Regions from separate parts of the Mus musculus genome. Here region 1 is linked to region 2. The links are chromatin loops, found by intact Hi-C in ENCODE. Cell type or tissue: gastrocnemius. All regions are shown on one strand.

Evidence for each region. Hi-C counts contacts between places; a loop is a spot of excess contacts. Peaks named below come from ENCODE experiments on the same cell type or tissue, not always from the same donor. Only the 100,000 strongest peaks of a DNase experiment are listed, where the experiment ranks them.
Region 1: a loop joins it to region 2, with 13 times the contacts of the local background. A loop is called at or near these places in 16 of 42 quality-filtered maps.

The regions. Positions count from the first base shown.
Region 1 is chr8:36,829,594-36,834,593 of GRCm38, reverse strand. All of the region lies in intron 4 of Dlc1 (deleted in liver cancer 1), which reads left to right. Among named protein-coding and RNA genes, the nearest start is that of Dlc1, 120 kb to the left of the region's middle. In gastrocnemius, a CTCF peak has its summit at 2,533 (motif pointing left); a DNase peak (open chromatin) is centred at 2,639; H3K4me3 peaks cover 822 bases; H3K27ac peaks cover 2,783 bases.
Region 2 is chr8:36,530,828-36,535,827 of GRCm38, reverse strand. No RefSeq gene overlaps it. Among named protein-coding and RNA genes, the nearest start is that of Trmt9b, 75 kb to the right of the region's middle. In gastrocnemius, a CTCF peak has its summit at 3,118 (motif pointing left); a DNase peak (open chromatin) is centred at 3,113; H3K4me3 peaks cover 1,538 bases; H3K27ac peaks cover 1,831 bases.

The DNA of each region.
Region 1 (5,000 bases), 300 kb before region 2:
ACTCCAACTGGGATCAATAGATTTCCTTCCTTTGGCTCATTTACCACCTATGGCTCAGACCAAAAATGGCCCTGTGTTCCTTCCACTGCAAGGGGCACTCACCATTCACTGGGCTTTCCTTGTCTATCATTTCCCTCTTAAATTCCTCCCGTCAGCCTTGAACTGTGGACTGGTACCCTACAAACTCCGTTCTGTTAGGGCAAGATTTGTTTTGATTTGATATTTTCACTCTATCTTCAAAGCCATTCTTTCCCAGATCCTCTGAACTACTCTTTTTCTTTCCTATACTGAGAAATGAACCCTACCTTGAACTTCCCATCACTGAACTACATTTCCAGCACACACACACCTACACACACACACACACACACACACACACACACAACCAAATAAACAAACAGATGCAGCTATGTACTACCAGGTTTTATTCAGTGACACTAAAAATTGAATTTCCTCTGTCACAAACTGTTCTGTTTACACTAGAGACTGAACATAAGCCCACCTGCCTGGTAGTCAAGTACTCTACCCCTCGGCTAGACCCTATTGCTGATTCTTGGATCCTATTATATCCTTGAGGGGGGTTCATTCCCTCTACCTATGTTTTCAAATTCTATGATTTAATCCACTCTACAATTCACTTCCATATTAAACCTTTCATCTTCAGGTTTGGACACAATTTTAATTTTACACAGATCTATCCTGAAGCGTGATATGAGCACCCGGAATGCTATCATCAATGGACACTTGGGAGGGGTATTAAAACCTCAAGGTTATGGTGCTGTCTTTTTGGCCTTCCTAAAACTGTATATAACCAGAAGTAGAAATAAATGCAGACATCCCAAAGATGTATGGTGATTTATAATTGCAGAAAAGGGAGAAAATATGAAAGAAGTTTCTTTAAAAATAGTGTCCAAACACATACTTATCAGGTGACCTGTCAAAATATTTCAACGCCGTTTGTGCAATGACTTACACATGACCCTGTTACACATACCAAATGTGGATACAATAAAACAAACGTATGACGGCTGGTTTAAAATAGATCATAGTATTGCTCCAGGAATAATAACTCCGATTGTTCATCAGTTTGCCTAGACTGACAGAAGGGCAATACTAGGGATCAAACCCAAGGCCTTACACATGCTAAGCAAGCCTTGCACCGCAGCCCAGAATGTACCCCAGGCTGGTCTTCAACTTGTAAAGTCTCCTGTTTCGCCTTCCCAAAAGCTGGCCTTGGAGGTGTGCATTAGCACACCCAGCTTGCCTGTCTGTTGTTGGGTCTGATTTCTGTCAGCTCTAAGGAGAGCTCGTGAAGTCCCTTTCATCCTGGTCAGGCGATCTCATGCACAGAGATGAGGAAGGTATCTCACGGCAGGTTCAGTTTGGGTGCAGATCTGGAAGTGGCAGGGAGCTCTCCAGATGCTAAGTATCTTACTGACTCTCTAATGGCCAAGTCAGCAGCAGGCGAGAGAATTAGGTCAGGCTGGCTCAGATGGGTAAAGATGACAGAGTCTTAGCAGCAGCAGCACTGGCAGCAGCCTCATGGATACTGTGTACGTTCAAACTCTAGAGCAAAGGACATTTCTCTAAAACTTGTTGAAATAATAGAATATTGACTATAATATTCTCTTACAGAATACTTACTAGTATTTGTCATTAAAATATTGTTTTGAGATATATTTAGCCCTATGGTGACTTGAGGTGACAGAGTAGGTGGGTTCCATTAGAGGGACCTCCCTGCTTTGCAGAGGTGAAAGGCAGGGGGGATACGAGGAGGGGCTTGTGAGGAGGGGGCTGGCAGAAGGTAATTGCTGTGATTGGGATGTAAAGTGAATGAATGAATAGACAGACAGACAGACAGACAGACAGATCATAAATGAAACAAGTATTGTCTTGAAGTCAGAAAATCTTGACTGCGTGTATTTAAAACCATGAAGCATACAACTTAAAACTATTTCAGTTTTTCATTACTGCTCCCCTCAGTGCCTGTGATTTTTTTTCATTATTTTCCTAGTTTGTTTCTGCATTTCACAGAGGAAACAAACTTACAGTGAACTATGGGTAATTCCATCCACTGTATGCTTGGAAGAAGTATTGCAAAGACTAGCCCTATCGGCTACCCCGTGCATTTTTTTACATTAAATTAAAGTTATAAAACCCAGGCACATAAAAGAGTGTTCTGTTACCCTCTCAGGATGGTGAGAGACATTCAGTATTGTTGTAAATAAAACAAATGCAAAAAATCAGATGGCTGCTCTTAGAATAGCTTTAAGAATAATACATAGCTCTTAAATGTCCCGAAACCAGGAAAATGATATTTGTAAGATGTATGTGCATCTACTTCCTACCAACGAACCTTCTTGACTTCTTGTTAAAATTGTGTTTTGTACAACTAAGCGTCTTACAGTTCACAATAATGTTGCTGCCCTTCATTCCTGTTTTTGTGGAAATTCTAATACATTTAATCCCTTCCCATGGGTTGCCTGTTTATTTTTTTTCCTTTCCAAATGCTGCCATCTTCTGGTCAAATTATATCACTTCATGCATAGCAGAAGGTCACAGTGTCAGGCAAATTTGCTTTCTCCAAACTACTAAGAATTTGTCTTTAGGAGTGACCCAGTTGAGTTTGCCACTCTGATGTGCCAAGCCTGGGCAGACTGAAGCAAGTCCTCAGAACTGTAAGACACAAACTTCACAGAGAACATTCCATGACACGTCATGACACACAGTGCGGGTTACACAAAAAATGCGAACCAAGGGACAGACAGACAAGACCTCCAGGAATATGTGATTTTTGTTTCATGGGCTTCTGATTTCATAGAAAAATATAATGAACTCATGTAATATTCGCTTGTTATTATTTTTACATACTTTGTTTTTAAAGTTGGGCCTCTCAGAAGACTCAGTGCTTCACAAAACTGCTTACCACATAAATGTCCTCCTTTCAATGAAGTGGATAGATATTTTGTGTCTGGCAAATTTCATCTGCCCATATAACTGTTCATATTATACATTTTTGGAAGACTTTTTGTAAACAGTGTACATCTTTCAGTGGCTGGATTTGCTATGTAGACTTGTGATTATTCATTGCTCCCTCCCTCATGTGTGATTCCAAGTCATTCATTTATGGGGCACAATAGACATCTTATAATGCTCCAGGTTTCTGCACAAAGGCACAAAAATATCAAATAGAAACAAAATGCTGTCCCAGACTTGAAACTGTAGGTGCAAATTAGTAGATGTTTTTGGTCAAGTCATGGAACTCTGTGATGTATCCTTCTGTCCTAACTTACCCCAGCAAAAATACTTTAGTTCAAAGACACCAAAAACTAGCAAGTCATGGTGCAGATGTGGGAAACCTCTGTGTAGCTCCTCGGCTACTTTTGCCCCCGATGGTTTCCAGTGGGTTTTTTTCTTCTTTATTCCATAACATGTATATTCTGCTAATACATACACTTCTTGCTAAGTGGCCAGTCATCAAGATTGAACAGGTGAAAAGGCTTTGCACAATGAGAGTTCCCTTCACCAGATTGATCCTTTTACTATTTTAGGATCGACTCTTGACTGGAAAGAGCCTGCTTCATCATGCATGACTTACACAGATGCAAGCAGGATGTTACTTATCCAATGCTTCGAAAGGATGCCGTGTGGCATAATCTTAAAGGAAGATCAAAAATGGAATAAATGGGTGTCCCCATCCTCACATTGATAGTTGTGAATCCATTAAACAGCTCTTGCCTAGCTCCACATATGTGTCTGCATTCTCAATTACTTACCATTGCTAACTCTGATCTCACGTGTTCTACACTAACCATTTCTTTCTCAGTATTCAAAGACTAGCTGATGAAAAGAGTCCTGGGCAGAGATTAGAGCAGTGTTTCTCAACCCATCAAAGGTTGCTGAGCCTTTCATGGGGGTCACCCAAGACCATCTGAAAACACAGATATTTACATTATAATTCATAACCGTAGCAATATTACTATTATAAAGTAGCAACAACGATGATTTTTTTTTGGTTGAGTGTCACCACAACATAAGGAACGGTATTAAAGGTCACAGCACCGGGATGGCTGAGAAGCACTGGATTCGAGGAAGGGGTGTGCCTTCACCCTGTCCCTGATTCCAGACATCAGCCCTGCTTCCACACATTGCTGAGCCAGTACTCCAGGAAGTACAGGCTTAAACAAATACAGGAAGGAAGACGCTTGTCTGTGGCAAATCCTAGGAATTTGGCCCCGTTCACCTGCAGTATCCCACTCTTTCCCTATGATTGAAGAAAACAAGTGAATGATCACCAGCGTGTTGAGGAATGTTCAGCCTAATGCAAAATGGTCTGTAATGCACAGTAAAAGGCAGAGCTCACTCTTTTTCCGTTGGAAGATGACAAGACTGTAGACAAGCCTCCGTCTTTAAGTGCTTTGTCTTGGGGCAGGAATAAAAGCAGTAGTTTAAACGTTTTTCAGACACTGACAAGCAGAATATCATTATTCCCTCCAAGATACTTTGCTGCTGATGTCCGCTAAGTTTTCCTCCTGTTTTCCTCCCTTTGTTATCCAATCCTCTGATGAATTATTTACTCCATAAAATGCTGCAGGCACTTTGCTTTCTTTGAGTTGGACGAGGGGACCCGGCACAGAGTGCATAAATGACTATTTAATGCTCATCGTGTGTGACGATGATTGGGGTGGTGAGGAGGAGAGCACTTCCAGTTTTGATAGAAGATTTGAGAAATTTCGAATGGACTCACTCAGCCTGACCTTTGCCAAGCTCTGTCAGAAGGTTGAGTCCTCTACTCTGATACAAAGCCCACAAAAAGCTACAAAACCACCGACCGTGCATTTCCAGAGTCAAATTGCACAGGGCTAACTTCAACATAAAAACATACAGCTCTCAGGTTTCTATATATACCTGCTCATGCAGAAAGTGACACTTTATATGTCCACATACTTTGTCTTTTCTTCACACTTTCTCTATTTAATTCTATTTTATTATAGTGCTGC
Region 2 (5,000 bases):
GAGAAAACTGGTAGCTCAAAAGCCCACAGGAGATGGCACAAGACATAGGAGAGTCATGGCTCCTGGAGGGTGTCTAGACAATTAACAGTAATGGGGAGAAAAAAACTCTCTCTGGCGGGTATCATCTATGCTGCAGGACAGTGGTTCTCAACCTTCCCAACGCTGTGGCCCTTTAATACAGTGCCTCGTGTTGTGGTGACCCCAAACATAACATTTCCAATGCTACTTCATAACTGTCATCCTGCTGCTATTACAAACTGTTATATACATAGCCAATATGTGATCCCAAAGGGGTTGTAAGCACAGGTTGAGAACCACTCCTGGAGGGTCCCCTCATCTATATTTTTATAAGTCATCTCTATTAAGCCCATTGGTTTACCTCACTAGACCTGGATGGAATTGTTTTTTTGGTCATTGGTACCTTTTCTGTGGTGAATAGACATTTGTTCACATCTCCCCAGGAAAAGCTAATGGGACATTTAGTAAAATATATTTTAATTTAAAAAGCATATGTAGCTTGACCAATGTTTTCCAAAAGTTATTAAGTCATTCATGGCTAGGATCCAATACTTTATTATGAATACAATACTTTGGTAGGTTTTTTTTTTCTCTCTCTCTCTGATACATCTGAAATAAGAAACTCACTTTTAGCCTTTAATTTCAGTTCAAAAGTGTATGCTTAGGAAAAACAAAAGGGTCGGGCTGTGGTGGCGCACACCTTTATCCATCCCAGTACTCCAAAGGCCGGCAGATCTCTGAGTTCAAAGCCAGTCTGGTCTATAGAGTAAGTTTCAGATAGCCAGGTTAAACAAATTCTGTTTTGCAAAACTAAAATAAATAAACAAATAAATAAAAATTTAAAAATGCACAAAATTGTATTATCTGAAGTTTTTTTTTTTTTTTTGGTTTTTCGAGACAGGGTTTCTCTGTATAGCCCTGGCTGTCCTGGACCTCACTTTGTAGACCAGGCTGGCCTCGAACTCAGAAATCCGCCTGCCTCTGCCTCCCGAGTGCTGGGATTAAAGGCGCGCGCCACCACGCCCGGCCTTATCTGAAGTTTTAAGCACTCTTTAGGGTCTTGGAATGGAATGTATCTTTCCCCATAAAAGGCAATGGACTGCTTTATTAATAATCTACCTTAGAAATGTCTGTGAAATGTCTAGATATTTTTGTTGTCTTTGTTTAAAGAAACAAGGTCTCAAGTGACCTAGCTGACTTTGAACTTTCCACGTAGCAGAAGACAACTTGAACTCTCGAGCCTCCTGTCTCGTCCCCTCAAGGGCTGGCTGGGTCTCTAGGCCTGGTTTGTAATTTTCACCTTTTAAGAATACAGTGGGTTCTGAGATGGTAATGTATGTGTGTCTCAAAAGACCTGAATGCAAATGAGGCACCAGGTTCTTTTTTTCTTCTTCTCTTGAGACCAAGCCCCTGCCATTGAGACAAAGTGAACATTAAATGGGGGATAGGGGAGTGGGGGTGGGGGGATTGGGGTGGGAATAGCTTAAGGCTTACTTACAGAAATGATCCTTTGCTTTCCTAATGCTGTGACCCTTTTAATACAGTCCCTCATGTTGTGGTGACCCCAACCTTAAAATTATTTTTATTGCTACTCCATAACCATAATTTTGCTATTGCTATGAATGTTAATATAGATATCTGATATACAGGATATATAATATGTGACCCACAGGCTGAGAACAGCTAGTTTATGGGTCCCCTATGCCATAAACCACAGACTCTTAATTTCCTCACTGAAAAGGAGATATTCTGTGAGGCAATAGCTAACCCACTCCATTTTCATGTAAGAAACTCAAAACAGGCCACACCACCTTGTCCTATCCCAAGGCTTATTATGTAGGGGTAGCTACTAGGAGAGGTCCCTTCAAAATGTATTAGATGATAATTCAAAATATTAAGAGCAGTCGATATTGAATGGGGCTCTGAGCGGAGTTAATTCAAACGACTGCCATAAAAGGCTGTTTCCCTGGGCTGGCTAAGACAGTGATGTCACAGTTACCAAATTTCCTGCACGGTCAACAGGCCTCCCTTTAAACTTCTTGGATTCGGTCCTCTTCCTTAGGAAAAGATCACTGGTTAGCCTTTTTACTCCTTTGTGGTTGTATCCTGGCATTCTTTGTGAATATGGGGCAGATGTGTTAAATAGGGGCCAACAGCTGGAGTCAGGCTTCCTCTGTGAAGGCCCGCGGCAGGGCTCGGTTCCAGGCTGCCCTTTGATATGTTATCTGGGGCAGCAGTGACCAGGCACCGCCGAGGTTTCCAACGGCTTCCTTCAATTTCCTGTATTGTTATGATGGTGGATGTGTGTGCACACGGACACGTGTGTGCAGAGGAGAGAGGAGGCAAGGGGCGGCTTCTGCATGCATTTCATGAGTCTCTGCGAAAGGTTTTCAGCTAGACACGCGCGCCTAATGGAAAAAAAAAAAAAAAAGACACCAGTTAGCCGCAGCGAGGGTTCCTCACGTGGCTGCCACTAATTACCCGAGTGGATTTGGGCAAGGTAGTTCATCTTCAGGCTCAGGTCTGTTTCTGTCTGAGTCTCCTCCCGGCTCAGATTCTCTGGCTTCTGCTCAAAGGTTCACTTTCTGCTCCCCTGGGTTTGCTGTTCTGAAATCCTCGGTTCCCTCCCGTATGATCTGACACCGTGCGAGTCCATGTGTTCTTAGCCTTTGTATTCCCTTTAGTTAATTCTCTATTATCCTCTTGCATTTCCGTGCTTGGAGACCGTCTCCTCCGCGAGCCTTTATTACCCAGGCCCCATTGTCGCTACACAAATATTACAAATGTCAGGGCTTTATCTGCCAAGAAAGGCCACAATGTGTTTGCTTCCTGTTTTGTCCCTGGAGCTTCTAGAGTTTGGAGATTGGGTTTCGTCCTGACAAAGGTTGACCAGAGTCGCTGGGCTGCCTGTCACTTATCCAGCTCTGTTCTGTTCTTATTACATTCAATTAGGTTTAAGTGTGCACCCGTGGCATTTTTAATTCATCTGTGTCTTTATCCGAGTAGGAACATTTAAAATAGAACCAAATAGGAAACTTGTTTGACAGCCTTTGATTGTCCCACCCTGACGGCTTCCTGGGGGTTCTCCGCAAGCGGGTTTAGCGCCATCTAGCGACTCAATGGAAAGCTAAAGCTTTCCTGATTAACAGGTATTTGAAATTTTGCTGGCTGAAACAGGCCAACATCTGGGGAAGCCTTGAACTTAGCTCTCCTAATCTCTAGGAGTGTCGAGATTTATTTATTTATTACAAACCCCAACGATGTTTTGTGACCTACAGAATCTCCGGATTCTCCACGAAAAGCAAAGATTTCTCAGTGTTGTGTTTTAGATCAGAGTCATATTTGGATTCTAATTTTTCTTTCTTTCTTTCTTTTTCTTCATGTTTTTTAAAATTTACTTTTTACTTAGTCACTTTACATCCCGCTCACTGCCCTCCTCTTGGTCACACCCCCTCCCAACCCTCCGCCCCCCACCCCCCAATCTTCTCTGAGCTGGTGGGGGCCTGCCTAGATATTCCCCTACTCTGGCACTTCAAGTCTCTTCGAGACTAGGCGCTTCACTTCCACTGGGGCCAGACAAGGCAGTCTGGCTAGGAGAACGTATCCCAGGTACTTGCAACAGCTTTGGGATAGTCCCCACTCCAGTTGTTCGGGACCCACATAAAGACCCACAGCTGTACATCTGCTATATATGTGCAGGGAGGCCTAGGTCCAGCCCGTGTATGTCCTTTGGTTGGTAGTTCAGTCTCTGAGAGGCCTAAGGGTCCAGGTTAGTTGACTCTGTTGGTCTTCCTGTGAAGTTTCCATCCCCTTAGGGGCTTGCAATCCTTCTTCCTATTCTTCCATGAGAGTCCCCAAGTTCCATCCATTGCTGGTGTCTGCATCTGCGTGAGTCAGTTGGTGGGTGGAGCCTCTCAGAGGACACTTATATTAGAATCCTGTCTACAAGCATAACAGAGTATCATTAATAGTGTCAGGGATTGGTGCTTATCTTAGTACACTGGAGCTGACACTCCAGAAGAGGGCATCAGATCTCATTACAGATGGTTGTGAGCCATCATGTGGTTGCTGGGATTTGAACCTAGAACCTTTGGAAGAGCAGTAGTCAGTGTGTTCTTAACCGCTGAGCCATTTCTCTAGCTCGGATTGGTGCTTATCTATGGGGTGGGTCTCAAGCTGGGCTGGTTGTCGGTTGGCCATTCCCTCAGCCTCTGCTCCATCCCCAGCCCCTGCATTTCTTGTAGACAGGACTTATCCTTGGGTCAAAAGCTTTGTGGGTAGATTGCTGTTCCTGTCGCTCCACCGGGGTTCTGTTCTGTTTCTAATTTTTCAGGGTGATTTTTGTGTTCTTAGTATAGGATGCTGTTGGTAATTACGCTCCTGTGTAAGAACATGGTGGTTGTTTACTTTCTGATCAGCCTCAATTTTTCTGTTTGCTTTTTCTGTTTCTTAGGTGTAAATATTTCCAAGAAACCTTCTCAATCTTTATAAAACCTTCTGCCAGCCCCAGTATGATTTATGATACCAACAGTACACTTTTCAGCTATGTGTGACTTTCCGTTTTCCAAGAGGTCACTGTGTCCTGGTGTAAACACACAGGGTTGTTGTCGCTTACTGGGCATTGGGATGTTTTTGATAGGGCTTTATAATTTGGCCATATTTAACTTTTTTTTTTTTTTGGTTTTTTCGAGACAGGGTTTCTCTGTGTAGCCCTGGCTGTCCTGGCACTCACTTTGTAGACCAGGCTGGCCTCGAACTCAGAAATCCACCTGCCTCTGCCTCCAGAGTGCTGGGATTAAAGGCGTGCGCCACCACGCCCGGCTCATATTTAACTTTTTATTTAATATTTTAAAACCTTTAGGCTCATAAAACTCCATGAGATGAATACTATGATAATTTACTCTCCCCTTCGTGTTTACAATTTGGAAAAGAAGATAACAGAAAACAAAGTTGGCATAGGCTAATGGTGTTGGATTAATCAG